2 separate regions of the Homo sapiens genome follow, and region 2 is linked to region 1. A link is an interaction called in ENCODE POLR2A ChIA-PET data of the cell type or tissue named here. Cell type or tissue: HepG2. All regions are shown on one strand. Each heading gives the region's core, and the rest is flanking DNA. Links, peaks and the distances in the headings are about the cores only.

What was found. Peaks named below come from ENCODE experiments on the same cell type or tissue, not always from the same donor. Only the 100,000 strongest peaks of a DNase experiment are listed, where the experiment ranks them.
Region 2: POLR2A ChIA-PET joins it to region 1 with 5 read pairs; 2 of 35 experiments call an interaction of 5 or more read pairs at or near these places.

What each region holds. Positions count from the first base shown.
Region 1 is chr4:138,197,076-138,202,474 of GRCh38, reverse strand. The region is part of intron 6 of SLC7A11 (solute carrier family 7 member 11); the gene reads left to right. Among named protein-coding and RNA genes, the nearest start is that of SLC7A11, 43 kb to the left of the region's middle. In HepG2, for the core only: no CTCF peak of the experiment used is centred there; a DNase peak (open chromatin) is centred at 2,724; H3K4me3 peaks cover 535 bases.
Region 2 is chr4:138,100,862-138,106,260 of GRCh38, reverse strand. The region is part of intron 3 of LINC00616 (long intergenic non-protein coding RNA 616); the gene reads left to right. SLC7A11-AS1 (SLC7A11 antisense RNA 1) reads right to left here. Exons shown (of 7, transcript NR_038380.1): 3 at 470-1,754. Among named protein-coding and RNA genes, the nearest start is that of SLC7A11-AS1, 15 kb to the right of the region's middle. In HepG2, for the core only: no CTCF peak of the experiment used is centred there; a DNase peak (open chromatin) is centred at 2,490.

The DNA.
Region 1 (5,399 bases), core at 317-5,316:
GCAGGACCAAAGTTTCCTCAGTTGTCTCAGAAAATGTTAAAAAGTTTGAATGGGTAAATGGAGGAAATGAGTCCAAACTGGCACCCCTTCAAAATGGAAACTTAGTTATTACATCTGAAGATCTAGGATCATATCCAACCTATAGAATTGAATTCTACTTAAGGGATCACCTTAAGTAGAGTGTCTTGTGATATAAGGAGTGTACCAGGAAAAATATAGATTTTAAAAATGCTTGTTAAGGGTGCCATTAATGTGGTATAATGATGAATCCCTAATCCTATTTACTACTTTTATTATATATGCCCACAGAAGATATAAAATGGTCTGTAGCCTCTGTGGTCCAGAAGGTTTATATTAGTCTTTTATTATGTGATTCATTATTTTTCTCAAGAGCATAGACATATGGGATTGCCCATAAGTATCCATAGATGCAATTATATGAGAGGAATCTTTTCTGATGGGTCTGCTACATTTCAGTATTAGACATTCCCCATAATTTAGTTAGGATTGCATTTATATATTTCTAATATGCTGCATACATAAAGAAAGAGAGGGAGCGATCCTTGTCATGACTTTCAAAAGTCTGCATTAATTCATTCCTTTTCCCACCTAAGTGGGTATTCTAATGCTTACCTTAAGATCGTTGTGAGAATTAGATATAATTTATGGCTGTGTCTGACAATGCTTTGCTCATAGTAGATACTTATTTAATGGTATGCTTTTTATTGGTATTAAACATCATGTCATTAGTTCATTTGTCACCCATAGGGACTATCAGATCAGGATTTGTGGACATGGGGAAGCTGTTTCTTTTCTTCTGTACTGCTTGACTGTTGGCTTTGAGAAAACCCATTCTCACGAGGGAAAAGACACTCTTACTTGAAACACCCGGCCATGGGAAATGACAATTATCTCAGTCTCAGAGTTGAAGCATTTCTAATCTCCAATGCTGGAGGTTGTTTTTCAAGAACATACAATATTTTTATAATTGTTTTTCTAAGGAGACAGGCTCATAGTTTTTTAAATCACATGGTTTTCCTGGCTATTTAGTGCTGTACCATATTATCTTTCTTTCCCTTTCTTATATGCTTTCTCTTAAAATTATAGAAGTGGAAGAAATACATCTTGCTGTGACAAAAGCTTAAACAATAACCCGTACTGATACATATTATTGAGAATGCAGTGATCAAATACAAAGGCCACTGTTTTATATATCAAGCTGTACAATACTATATGAAAAATAGTTCATGATATCAAGTTCATGGCATAGCATTAAAATAGGCCAAAATATGTAAAAACTAGAGCTTATAATACATAGCCATATAACACAAAATGAGATATTAAAGAATAGAATGTATGATTTTATGAGCAAAGTCATTTCTAGGTCCTGGGAGACTGCCCCTTGCACAATGCTTTTCTTGGTATCCCAAGTCCCACCTCTTCCGAAGAATCTCTTCTATTGGCTTTTCATGATGCTATTTCTTCTTCCTCCCTGATAGTCTATGGTCATGGCCGTTCTCTAAGAGATAGATAGCAAAGGATTTATTATAGTAATGTCTCTACATTTCAAAATGGTTTCAATTATCATATTACCCGTGTGTACAAAGAGTTCTCTACTTGGTTACCTTCTTCTATTCACACATTGACTTGGCTTAGTGTATTGGACTCATTGTCATAATTAAAACCACAATTAATTTGACCTTGAGAAAATAAATTGTCAAAGCCTGTGATGTTAGAGTTAGGAGGGGAGGAACCATCAAAATTCACAACCCTTTTATTGTGAAGCTAACGAAATAGAAGCCACAGAGATGGATTAATTTGTCTATATTTATAAGTTAAAATCCTGATCCTTTTCTAGTACTCTTTCCAAATGCTTAGTGTTGTTGAATAGAAATCTAAGAAAGATGGCTATGGCAAGATTTTAGCCTTGAAATTAGCTGGGGGAAATGTAATCATTAGAAGTGACCTCTATGTCATTTGAGAATAGAACAAAACTGCTTTTAAAAATGTGTCAGAGCATTAAAATTTGCCTGCATTTGACTTTCTAAAGCTGTTAGTCAAATAGATAATGAAAGAGGGTGCTAGGCTAGTTGAAGTAAGTTAATCCATTTCAGGTCGTTTACTGAAGGTCATTTGGTTAGAAGATTAAAATAGAAAGTTTACAATTAGGAAATGCTGAAATGTTAGAATATTATAAGGAAATAGCTGCTTTTTATTGTCTTTAACATCTTTACAGATACACTGGCTCTTAAAATAGGTTAAATATCATTTGTGGAGGCAATATTTAATTTTTCTGTTATTGATATTGTCAAACAAAGTCTCACTTTCTATATTCTGGCCTGAGGCAAGTAAAAGAGAAATTGAAATAGAAAAGAAGATTAACTTTGTTTTCAGCCAGAAAATGACAAAAAGAAACGAGGGAGATAGACAGCAAGTGGAGGTCATGATTTTAAGGTACTATTCGCTAGCTGCTCTGGGTCTTGTGGAAAAAGGTTAAATGTGTTTTAAATGTATGTAAGTGTTTAGCTATTTATTCCTCACAGTGCAGTGTCCTCTTGCCAAGGAGAAGTGATCAAGTGGCAAATGTTGGGGGAAAGCCACTAGAAATTGAACTCAATGATGTCTTTCTCTGAGCTGCGGAATTGTTTGTCTTTATGCCAAGTCACAACGTGGACTCTGAACTGCAGCAAGGGAGAAATCTTCAGTTTGAATACATAGGTGCTTTTCAAACCATTGAGTTTATGATGCAAGTCTGTGACTAGGCAGGGCAGGTATTTCCTGTTCTCTAAAAGATAGTGCTAGTTCTGCTCTATTGCTGCCATTTCTATAGCAATACCTGGGTGGAATTCCCTCCCTGCTTAACCCTGCCTCCTCCACTCCCTGCCTCTGATCTATGCGCACTTAGAAACACAGGATATCCTGATTATCCTGTTTCAGTATTTCTCATAATGGACACATATTGTTTATTCTATTTTTAAATGACGGGAACACAAATCTCTACCCAGTAGTTGTGGTCGATGATCCATTTAGTCAAATGAAGAAAGGAAAATTTATATGTATTCTGTACCTTATTGGAAGTCAAAGTAAAACTTTATGATTGTGGTAAGTATTTTCAGTAACAGTATATAGCATTTCCTCCTTTCTTTTAATAATAATAGATAAACAAATTTAAAATGCCAAAAAAATATGATGAAATTAAAAATCACCTGTAATATCTTAATCACATCAAATAAAAGTACTCACTGTTATTATTTTGATATTTTGTTTCCCCCACAGTTTGTGCGTGCGTGTGCATATATGTAGTGCATTATATTGCTTGAGATAAATGTAAATGTGCATTTTTCTTCCTAACTTTGGTGTTATATAATGTATTTACTTGTTTGTTTATTGTCTGATTCCCAAGGCCAGGGCTTTGTCTGTATCATTACTGCTGTATCCCTGACAGCTGGAAGGTTCTTCCAAGTGTGCCCTGCCATTTAGATTTGCTGCATCTCAAGCTCAACTCCAGCTCTTTCTACTTATGTGCTATAGATCTGTCTCACCGTCTTCATTTCATGTCATTTTATTATATTTTCGTATATCACCTAGATGTTAGTTAAGAACATTTTTAATGCTAGTATAATATTTCTTTGTGGGGATGTGCCAATATTCTTGTGCTCATTTTCTTGTTGGACATTGAAAACATTCCTAATGTTTCTTAATGTATTAGGTTGGTGCAAAAATAATAATAATTCTGGATTATACATTTCATATATAAATCCTTACATATCCAATTATTCTCTTAGAATAGATTGCTAGAAGAGAATTGCTGTGTCAAAGGCAACAAACTTTAAAATGGTCTGTCTATTATCAAGTTGCTTTCCAAAGTGGATATATTAATTTCCTCTCCCAATAGCAATAGCTAAGAATACTTATAGTGTTGGGTGTCATTATTTTAAAAAATCCTGGTTAATTGAAAGGCAAAAATTACACCTCATGGTTTGAAAATGCATTCATTTGATCACCAGTGAGGCTCAATACTTCCAGCATTTTTAGCAGCTACACGTGGTTACCATTTTGGAGCATGAATATTGGTGATTCATCAGAATTCTTTGTATATTATGGGTATTGATTCTTTATCTATTATATTATTTGTAAAAAGTTTGTCCCAGTTTTTCACATTACTCAATTTTCTTTATGATCACAGCTTACAAAACTTGTGGTTTTGTTTCTATAATTTGTAGTTAGATATAATAATCATTTTTTATTTCTGTATTGCTATTATGATCTGCAAATTTTTACATCCCTAGATCATTTTCATCTCACCCATATTTTCTGTTTGTTTGTTTTTTCTGGTTTCTTTTTTACAGCCCACTCTTTACCTTATCTGGAATGGATTTTTTTTTTAAACCTGATATAATATAGGCTCTTGACTTTCCCCCAATTTTCTCAATATCCCAGTATTAGCAAATAGTCATATTACTCCTTAGTTTATGATACTTACATTATATTATATTGATGATACTTTTTATTTATTATATTATATTTATGATACTTACAATATATTACATTGATACTTGTCATTATAATAATAAAATTAATGTATTTTTATGTTATATACTAAGTTGTATTTCAAGGCAATCTATTCCACTTGCCTTTTTATAGATATATCAACCAATTACTATATAATTTTATTAAAAGTTTGTAATACTCTTTTTTAATCTGAAGGGAAAAGTAGCCTCAATTATTATTATTTTTCTCTGAATAAGTCAACATTGAGTATAACTTGTATTTGCATAGAGGTCGTTTTTACTCTTAGCTGTTCAAGTGGATGAAGAGAATCTGTATAGTGCTTTTAAATTTAAAGCTCATGGTGTTTCAAATTATCTTGGTAGTGTTATCTCTCATAATTAAATCTGCTCTATATAAAGATATAGTCCATGTATATGGCTGAGTCTTTTATAGTCCAAAATTTATTTTTCTGTGTACTATGGTTTATTAACTTGACTTATTTTTCTTCTTTCAGATTTAAAAAATGTTAACTAATTAAAGTAACTTCCCAAGTACCTACCAATGACATTAATCTTCCTCTTTTTGTCTTTTGTTCTTTTTACCCCCAAATCCTATTAATACAGCAACTTTTTAATATGATTTTCTACTTTTCAGAATACTTCTTAACAACATAGCAAATGCCAAAATGTTAATGGAAGTATTAATGAAAACATGCAAAAAATATTTCTTTATGATTCTGATAATTATCGAAATTGCCTTAGATTAAACATGAATAAATTTAATTATTATATATGTATTCAAATAGTTGGATATATAATCCTGAGAAAGAATCCTTCACTACATATGTTATAAAAATGGTAATGAACACATTACCTAAGAAGTCTGCACTAGAAATAATAAGATACCTT
Region 2 (5,399 bases), core at 210-5,209, 96 kb after region 1:
ACTTAATATCAAACTATGCTTACTGGCATTATATTATTCTCCTATAATATATGCACAGGAAAATAAATTATTTTATAACAGAGAGCAATGTATCAAAAAGCTAATTTTCCTCACAGCATAGATAGTTCTCTATATTTCATTATGTCACATGCACAGTGAAAGGTTATTGTGTTAGCGTGTTAGGGCTCTCCAGAGAAACAGAGTCAATAGGAGATATATATATATTATTTCCTATTATATATGTAAGTATATATATAAATATTTAGGTTGGTGCAAAAGTAATTGTTTTGGACATTACTTTCAATGGCAATAAGGGTTTTGGACATACTTTCAATGGAAAAACCTCAATTACATTTGCATCAACCTTATACACACACACACACACACACACATTCACACATATATATGAGATTTATATATACATATATAATTATATATATGTGAGATTTATTATAATAAATTGGCTTACTTGGTTATGGAGTCTGAGAAGTCCCATGAAGTCCCACGATCTGCCATCTGCAAGCTGGAGACCCAGGAAAGCCAGAGGTGTAATTTGAAGGCCTGAGAACTGGAGAGCTGATAGTGTACATTCCAGTCTGAGTCTGGAAGAGCACTGAGAGCCGGAGAAGATTGATGTCTCAGCCCCAGCAGTCAGCAGAGATTGAATTCAGCCTTCCTCAGTCTTTGTTTCATTTAAGCCCTCAATGGATAGGACAATTCCCACCAACACTGACGAGGGCCATCTGCTTTACTCAGTCCACCCATTCAAATGCTAATCTGTGTCTCTTTCTTCTCCTTTTTTCTTTTTTGTTTTTTTGTTTTTTATGAGATAGGGTCTCACTTTATCACCCAGGCTGGAGTACAATCTTGGCTTACCACAACCTCCGCCTCGCAGGCTCAGGAAATTCTCATGCCTTAGCCTCCCTAGTAGCTGGGACTACAGGTGTGTGCCACCACATCCGGCTAAACTTTGTATTTTTTAGTACAGACGGTGTTTTGCCATGTTGCCCAGGCTGGTCTCAGACTCCTGAGCTCAGGCAATCTGCCCACCTCGGCCTCCCAAAGTACTAGGATTACAGGCATGAGCCACCACACCTGGCCTTCAGATGCTAATCTCTTACAGAAACACCCTCACAGACACCTCCAGAAATAACGTTTAATCAGATACCTGGGCATTCTATAAGCTCAGTCAAGTTGACATGCAAAATTAATCACTAGTCATGAAATTCAAAGCTTAAATGTAGTTATGATTTGTGGTAAACTTTTAGGCTATACTTAATCAATCTACATTGTTTTATTATAAAGAGATGGTACCACCCTAATAGTTTGTTGATTCATATTTCTAACCCTTACATGTTGTTTAACTTAATGTTGGTAAGCCAGCTTCTTGCTTTCCAAAAAATAAAATACGTCGATGCTGCCTAACTGCAATTAACCAACATTCTTAAAGCATTTGCCAAAATGGATTGTTTATGAGAACTCATGGTGCTCAGCACTCACTTTCTTCAATAAAATCAATTGAAAAGGTCTAACTGTTGGTGAGTGAAGACTGTGGCGGCTTTAGCTGCCTTCTGATTGCTTGGGCAGATGTGTGTCAGCATGCTTTCTCTTCTTCTGGGGAGTGAAGGAAGTCCCTTTATGTGTGTGCCCAGGACTGGCTCCTGTTCCTGGAATAAATACCATCATGTTGTGCAGTCTTGCAGTTTCTAGTAAGTGCTGTGCATGATTGGCATGTCCTTCAGAAAGCAGCGAGCCTGGATAGGAGACAGAAGGGAAAGCGAGAATGATATCAATAGCCTCCAAGGGGATTTATTTTAAAGCCTGCCATGTTGTCAACATTGTTTCAATACGACAGCTGAGGCTTTTGCCAAGTATTGAACATCTGACCCCATTTGGCTCGTCACTTTAAGCTGTGCTTTTTTCTAAATGGAAGGGCTGACCCTCCGAGAAACCGTAGTCTGTGTTTGGTTCATCACCGAGTTCAAGATGATTATCTGAAGTTTGTTTGAACCTCAAGGGAGAATAAAATTGAACTGAAAATCTCGCCCCAGCAAATTTCCCCAGTGATGTTTGGCCCTTCGGCTTTTGCTTAGAAATGACATAAAAGCAGCTTTTGTCCCCTGGTCATTTGGGACTGGATGGTAGATTCCAGACATATCATATGCCATTCTGGTGATAATCCAGCAGGGAAAGAAATGTATTTAATCATTTTTGAAATGAGAAATACGACATGGAGTTTAATTTCAGCTTAAACATTAAGTTGTGTTTCTTTTGCTGATAGATATTGTCATATACAACAGTTTATGCATTTCAACTTCCAGAGACTGAGAATTTTCCTACTAAAAATTCAACAGCTAGGATAAGTGAAATCTAAGCTTTCAGAAATAGTCAATAACAATGCAAACTTTGAAGTTAGACTTGGGTTTAAATTTTGACTCTACCACTTCTTAGAGACGAAACCAAGAGCAAATTATTAACCTCTCTGAACTTTGCTCTACTTATCTTTAAAACAAGGTCAACAGTGCCCCCTTTATAGGCCTGAAATAAAGATTATATAACCTCTAAGTATAGTGTCTGGATCTTAGTAAATTCTTTATAAATGGTGACAATTTTTATGTAATAAACAGAGAACACAGTAGATACGTAAAATATGCAATAAGCCTGTAAATTTGTTTTATTCATATTTGCCACTAATCCTTCCAAGGTAATAGATCTTATTAAAAACAATAATTACAGTAATGCAATGATACCTTTGGAGGGATATTATTTTACTAAACATTGCCATTTTACTTTATAAATGTTTAAAAGAAAGGAATTGTGTCTTTATACTTCACTGCATATTGTAGGTACTTGCTATGTTTTGCTCTAAAAAACTGACATACCACACTATCAACCAATATTTTAACAATTTTTAAATAACAGAACTTTATGTATAATATTAAGAAATGAAAGGCATTTTTATCTTGGAGATCATAATTTAACAAGTTTTGATCTTCAAATTTTTGTCTTCCTAAAAGAAGGAACATTATCATTCTTTGAATTGTAAACAATTATGCCAGGAATGAGGAATAGTCCCAAGCTGGCTGTGGAATTTGCAGTAGTATTGAGATGGCTTAATCTGACAGTTGAGGACCAAAATGTGTTAACTAGCTTTGTGGCATTTCAGCTGGACTATGTGGATAACTTTCCTTTCTAAACATTTATCTGGTGATATCATGTATCCTCATATAATCAAATCAATGATAAAATAGGAGTGGATTAGTGGGTTGGTTCATGACTATCCACATCGTTTATTTAGCACAGTAAGATGCTATATATATATATAATTTTTTGTTGTTGTTTGTTTGTGTTTTAGACAAGGTCTTGTTCTGTCACCCAGACTGGAGTGCAGTGGCATGATCATGGCTCACTGCAGCCTTGACGTCCTGGGCTCAATGATCCTCCCACCTCAACCTCCTGAGTAGCTGGAACCACAGGCATGTGCCACCATGTCTGACTGATTTTAAAATTTCTTGTAGAGAGGGGATGTCACTATGTTACTCAGTTTGGTCTTGAACTCCTGGGTTCAAGTGATCCTCCCACTTCAGCCTCCCAAAGCACTGGGATTACAGGTGTATGCCACTGCACCCAGCCAAGATGCAAAATTTTAAGTATTTAAAATTTTCTGTATTTAAATTGGTAGTTCTAGCCCAGGCATGGCAGCTCACCCCTGTAATCCCAACACTTTGGGAGGTACAGGCAGAAGGATCACCTGAGCCCAGGAGTTTAAGGCTGCAGTGAATTAGGATCCTAGGACTGTGCCACTGTACTCGAGGCTGGATGACAGAGTGAGACCCTGTCTCATAATAACAACAACAAAAATACATCTGTACTTCTAACCATAATTTTTTTCTTTTTAAATTCTTTAGTTTAATTATATGGTTCTGTCAATGAAATGGGGAAGCAGTAAAAATTGAGTTAAAAATATTAATTTTAGGGCTGGGCACCATGGCTCACACCTGTAATCCCAGCTCTTTGGGAGGCCAAGGCAGGCAGATCACCTGATGTTAGGAGTTCGAGACCAGACTGGCCAACATGGTGAAACTTTGTCTCTATTAAAAATACAAAAATTAGCCAGGTGTCGTGGTGTGTGCCTGTAATTCCAGCTATTCAGGAGGTTGAGGCATGAATATTGCTTGCACCAGGGAGGAGGAGGTTGCAGTGAGCTGAAATCATGCCACTGTAATCCAGCCTGGGCAACAGAGTAATATTCTACCTAAAAGAAAAAAAAAGATATTAATTTTGATATATTAGGGGAGGTAGCAGAATTTGAGCTATTATATGGGGTACAGCAAAGCTAAACTGCCTGATTTATTGTATGGCTAGAAATGCAAACAAAGTCAATTCCAAAAGTGGTGTTTTCAAAATACTTAGAACAAAGCTATCAATAGAATAATAGCTTCTTGGGGAGGCTCCTTTTAAGAAAAATATCCATTAGAATGGCAGGTAGTTTTAATGCATAAACAATTTTATTCCTTTATAGTCACACACCATGCTGTTTTACTTAAGAACTTGGTCTTTTCCTGAATACCAGCCCTATGCTACTCACTTTCACTATGTCACGCCAATAGAAAACTGAAAATTATAAAATAAAGCATTAGAAACTCTTTTAAATTTTTTATCAAAAGAAATCTATTTGTTATTAGCAGCCAATGATTATGTCTTCCTAGTCAACCTTAAACATGAGTCGACATGGATAGGAAAATAACACAGTAGATGCCTTGATTGCTTTTAGCTCTCTGAAAATAGGCACTTAATTTCCTTCACAGAAAAAAAAATTTTTTTCTTTAAAGTTGACTAGTTAAGTGTAGGAGTAATCAAAGCAGCCAACTCTGGAGCAAAAGGCAGTGACTTACGATTTGGTCCATTTACTTAGTGCATGAATTTGTTTTCTAAACTGTATCATGGGGTAATAATAGGACTGATAATCATAAGTAGGACTGTAAGAAGGATGGCATGAAAATATTTGAAACAGATGATGGTGCATGTGTTTAGAAAGACTACAAGAAAGGCTAGTGTCTTTCAGGTTCTGTGTATGTTTCCCTGGATTTAACTTCAACCTCTCATATTACATTTTTTATTTTTAAAAAATTGTATGTTCTTAGGAATTCAGAAACTAGACAGTCAACATTTCCGGCTGAAGTCAGTTACGTGGTAGACATTCTCTGAGCTCATGCTAAGATATTTTTCTTTTCTTTTTAAAATATCTTATGTCTTAACCATTTTCTCCTCTGACATTTGTTTTTCTATCACCTTAATGACTTAAGGAATATAAACTGGACTTATTGTTTTGCTGAATGTCTGATCATTCTAATGGCACCTGACTTATCCAAATTTCCCCAGAGAAATGACTAAATTCA